Linked DNA regions of Homo sapiens: region 1 is linked to region 2. Evidence: chromatin loops called from intact Hi-C (ENCODE). Cell type or tissue: natural killer cell. All regions are shown on one strand.

The links. Peaks named below come from ENCODE experiments on the same cell type or tissue, not always from the same donor. Only the 100,000 strongest peaks of a DNase experiment are listed, where the experiment ranks them.
Region 1: a loop joins it to region 2, with 6 times the contacts of the local background. A loop is called at or near these places in 15 of 110 quality-filtered maps.

Annotation. Positions count from the first base shown.
Region 1 is chr1:53,277,195-53,279,694 of GRCh38, reverse strand. All of the region lies in intron 4 of LRP8 (LDL receptor related protein 8), which reads left to right. Among named protein-coding and RNA genes, the nearest start is that of MAGOH-DT, 40 kb to the right of the region's middle. RefSeq lists an enhancer at 1,248-1,307. In natural killer cell, CTCF peaks have their summits at 1,091 and 1,291 (motif pointing left); a DNase peak (open chromatin) is centred at 1,284.
Region 2 is chr1:53,472,337-53,474,836 of GRCh38, reverse strand. No RefSeq gene overlaps it. Among named protein-coding and RNA genes, the nearest start is that of DMRTB1, 14 kb to the right of the region's middle. In natural killer cell, no CTCF peak of the experiment used is centred here; a DNase peak (open chromatin) is centred at 1,186.

The DNA of each region.
Region 1 (2,500 bases), 200 kb after region 2:
ACTCCCCTCTGCCAGCCTCTATATTTGCATCCTATCCATCTTTCCTGGCCCAGGGAAAATGCCATCTCCTCCAGAGGTGTCTGAGTCGTCACACTTTAAGATTCTAAGTCTGGAATTTGATGTGTCTGAAGCAGGAAGCATCTGGGTATGGAGGGAGATCCTGGCTGGGAACAGCAGTTTCAAAGTCCCAGTGATGGCACTGGCTCACTTCCTCAGCTGTGATAATTTTGCTGGGACTCACTGGCCAATGAGAATCCTCTTTCCTCTTTACCAAGCCCCATAATCAGATGATTCCTCCAATATGAAGGCCGCTACTGCAAGGGATGGGAGTCTCTCCAACTAGGGCATGTTGGAATAGGAACATTCCCCATTAATTATGGGAGAGAGAGGTGTCAGAAGGTCTTACTGGGCTTCTATGCTATAGCTTCCACCCTCCTAGGCAGAGGAAAGAGTCCTCCCACCCCTCATCTCTCAGAGCTTCTTCCGTTTGTGAGTGCTAGGAGTAGGGTCTCTCGGCCTACGTAGGCCTGAGAATATGGATCTTAAAGTTACTGTTGGCTCCAAAACCTCAGAGAAAACTCAGTATGAAGAAGCACTTCCTTGCCATCCAAGTCTTCAAGTAAAATTAAAAATTAAGGCGGGGCGCGGTGGCTCATGCCTGTAATCCCAGCACTTTGGGAGGCCGAGGCAGGAGGATCACGAGGTCAGGAGATTGAGACCATCCTGGCTAACATGGTGAAACCCCACCTCTACTAAAAATACAAAAAAAAAAAAAAAAATTAGCCGGGCGTGGTGGCTACTCAGGAGGCTGAGGCAGGAGAATCACTGGAACGCAGGAGGTGGGGTTGCAGTGAGCTGAGAGCACACCACTGCTCTCCAGCCTGGGCGACAGAGCGAGACTCCATCTCAAAAAAGAAAATTAAAAAAAAAAAAAAAAAAGCACTTCCCATCAGAACTCCCAGAAAGCAGTGAGTCCACCCTCCCTGCACATGCACAAGTTGGGTGGGGACAGGCAGGAAGGGAGCTCATCTAGGTGTCAGCGTAATATTGAGGGGCAGTGGCAGTGGCAGCATGTGCTTTTTCCACCAATGCCCCAGTGTCTCAAAAGCCCAGGAGGGGAAAAAAATTCAACTGTCAGACACTTGGTAGAGCTGTCAGAAACGCATGACACGAGCTACCTACCTGGTGAAACTGAAGACATCACTCTATTTTATCTTCAATAACAATGAAAATTCACATTTTTCCATCAGAAAGTGAAAACACAGACTCTGGGCGCCCCCACGTGGAAAGATCTGGTGCTGCCACCACCACCTCACCTTTGGCCACAGCCACTGCATCAGTGCCCCACCGGGGCCTACCCCCATCCCGGGGCCAGGTCTTGGCCTGTGTGTGGACGCACAGGAGGGAGGGAAGTGAGGAGGTCACTGCCCTGAAAAACAGCTGGAAAAACTCCAGGAAGGGAGGAGAAAACCAGAAAAGCCAAGAGGAGGAGTCAGAGTAGGAAAGAAAAGCCCCAAATGTGAGTTCTGGTTCTCTTGTTGTCATGGACTGTGTGACCCTGGGCAAGCTGCTCCTCTCTCTGGGCCTCAGTTTCCCCATCTATAAACTGGCAATAGGGCTGGCTGGCCTCTAAGTTCCTCCCGGCCACTGAACTCAGACTAGCCTACCAGAGAGAAGCCCAGAGCCCCAAGCAGAGCCATGACGTGTGTCCTTAATTACTGCACATCCCATAATTATACCTCATACCTGGGCCAGACCAGTTCCATCCACTCCACACCCACTCACTACAGGGAGCTCTGTACCAGGCCCTCAGGACAAAGGAGGGACACCCCCAGGCAGTGTGGATTCTTGGGGCAGATTGAAAAGGACATGAAACTCAGACGCCTGCGCGACTGAGGGGCTCAGAAACGAGGGCAGAGGCAGAGATTTCCCAAGCGGGGAAACGCCAGGGTGTCATGGAAGAGGTGGAATTTGGGCCCTTGGAAGATGAGAGCTCATCATTGCAAAATGTAGTGGTGGGCAAGAAGTAGGTTCCCAGCAGATGGAGCAACTTGAGTAAAGGCTTGGAGGTGGGAGCCTGTGCACTGGGCCCAGCAAATGGTCTAGCATGGCGGGAGCTGCGAACATTCAGGAGTGAGGTGATGGAGCCACAGGACTGACCCAAGAGACGCCTTGGATACCAGGCCAGGGGACTCAGGTGGAACAGTGCAGGTTATGCTATGCATCGCTATGCTATGAGGAGCCAACCCCAGACCCTGGTCCCTGGGAAGGGTCAGTGTCATTTAACAGATCATGTCCTGGGACCATAGCAGGGTCCTTCAAGACAGGCAGTGCTCTAAGGTTTCGGAATCCCCCTCCTAGTCCCACCATGCTCATGCTCATTTACCCAGTGAGGCCTGGGGGGCTCACAAAGGGCAGGTGTGTTGCCAGTCACCTAGCATGTCCGTGTTGGAAGCCCGCCTTCGCTATGCCTAACTGCACGTCCACCATTCAGCCCCCA
Region 2 (2,500 bases):
GAAACCCCTGATCCTAGGCTTGGGAGAAGCAAAGGATGCTGTTGTATGGAGGCTGGACAGTTCCAGAAGGGGTAAGAGGTGAGGCTGGAGCCTGCTTACCCAGACATCCTCCGCAGACTGGCTAAGGGTCTATCCTGAATGCAGTGGGATTGGCGTAGTGGCCCTGCTTGAGAAGAAAACCTTAGCAGGAGAAACCTTCAGGAAATTAAGTTAGCAGTCATAGCAAAAGATTGGAAACAACCTAAACGTCTCTTAGTAGGATTAAATAAGGGTGCATCAATTCAACGAAATACTACACAGCTGCTAACAAGAAAGAAGATGTGAGGATCTTCAAGCTCTAATGCTGAAGTTCATAACTGGGGTCCTAGAGAGAATTAAGGGCTCTGTGAACTAGGATGAGGGAATCACAGCTTGATTTTTCACTAACCTCTAACTATAATTCAGTGTCTCCTTTAATTATGAATGTAGGCCCCAAAACCCCAGTAGAATTAGCTGTGACTTGGTCACTGACAGAAATCACAGATATTCTCGTCTCACTTTACGGTTGTGGCACGTATCTCAAAAGATCAATTACATCACTACTTTGAAACTATTACTAGTGATTAGATCCACGGCTAGACCTTGGTATTTAATGTGTTAGCCAGGAATAACATGTATTACTAAGTGGCAAATGTATTTCTCTATTTTGACAAGTGTATTAAACCTAATTGGTTTCCTCTATAACCTTATGCGTTTTGTTTTATCCACTTAAATCACTACTCTAAGAAGGGGTCACTGGCTTCACCAGACTGACGATGGGGTTCATGGCATGAAAAAAAGGCTCAGAAACCCTGATCTGATGTTAACAAACATAGTGACATGCAAAAGTGTGGATCATATGCCACTGTATGTGTGTTTGTTCAAAACACAGATCAATTGAACAGAATAGAGAACCCAGAAATAGGCCCACATACATCTGCTCAATTGATTTTTAACAAAGGCACCAAGAAATTCAGTGGAGGAGTCTATGGTGCTGGAGCGACTGGACATCCACAGGCAAAAAAAGGAACCTTAATCTACACCTCAACACCTGATACAAAAATTAATTTGAATGTGAACTGTAAAACTGAGTCAGAATAAATGGGATGGATCTTATCGATGTCAATATTCTGGTTGTGATGTTGTACTGTAGTTTTGCACAATGTCACCATCGGGGGGAGCTGGGTAAATGGTACACAGGATTTCTCTGTATTATTTCTTACAACTGAGTATGAATCTATAACAACCTCAGAATTAAAATTTAATCTAAAAAAGCTTTTATATGTATAAATTATCTCTGGAAAGAGACACAAAAAAGAGGGATATCTCTGAAGGATATAAGTGAGCATGAGAAATAGAGGTGGGAAAACATATCTGTTCCTTGCTCATACTTTAAAATTGTTTACCATGTTTGTGCATTATTTATATTTATAATTAATTATGTTTAAACAAAAACAAACAAAAAGCCTGGAGAAAGATGAAGAAATAACCATGAAAAGAAACTATCCTAGGAAAAATCAAAACTATTTCCCAGGTAACATTTGAATTAAAAGCACTAATACTGAAAAATTTCCCATCTACTTTGTGAAACGGATAAGGCTTAATTTTTTTTTTTTTTTTTTGACATGGAGTCTCACTCTGTCACCCAGGCTGGAGTGCAGTGGCGTGATCTCGGCTCACTGCAACCTCCACATCCCGAGTTCAAGCGATTCTCCTGCCTCAGCCTCCCGAGTAGCTAGGATTACAGGCACAGGTCATCACACCTGGCTAATTTTTTATATTTTTAGTAGAGACGGAGTTTCACCATATTGGCCAGGCCGGTCTCAAACTCCTGACCTTGTGATCTGCCGGCCTCGGCCTCCCAAAGTGCTAGGATGACAGGTGTGAGCCACTGCACCCAGCCCTACAAGGCTTAAATTTTAATATGCTATTAATACTCATGTTTTTTTTAAAAACTCAACTTCATGTTTGTTTGTTCATCATTTTCAAAATGAAATTAAAGGATTTGGAAATTTCTGAGAAATGATTTCATTCCTCGTGTAGGACCTAAGCTAGTTGTTCTTTGCTTTTGACTGGTCCACACTCACTGAACCCCAGCTGGGCAGCAAGTCCTGGGGGGACCACTTCCCCAAGACTCCCTCTCAGAGAAGCAGGAGAGCACAGTGCAGCTAGGAACTTAGCTCTGCACTCAGGTGGAACTTGAATTTGCCACTTATGGACAGGGCAACTGAGGGGGAAAATCTAATCTCTGTAGGCCTCAGTTTTGCCATCTGTAAGATGAGGTACTTGGTGCCTGCCTGAGGGGTCACTCTGAGGACTCAGAGACAGAATGCGTAGGAAGCATTCAGCACAGTGCCTGGAATGTGGGGAGCACCAGGAAGTAAAGAGCCTTGGTCATTTCTAGCCTCTGACGTGGTCTCAAAAAGGTCACTGCCTTCAAGCATCCAATGACACAGGTGCCATCAAAGAAGGTGTTTCACAC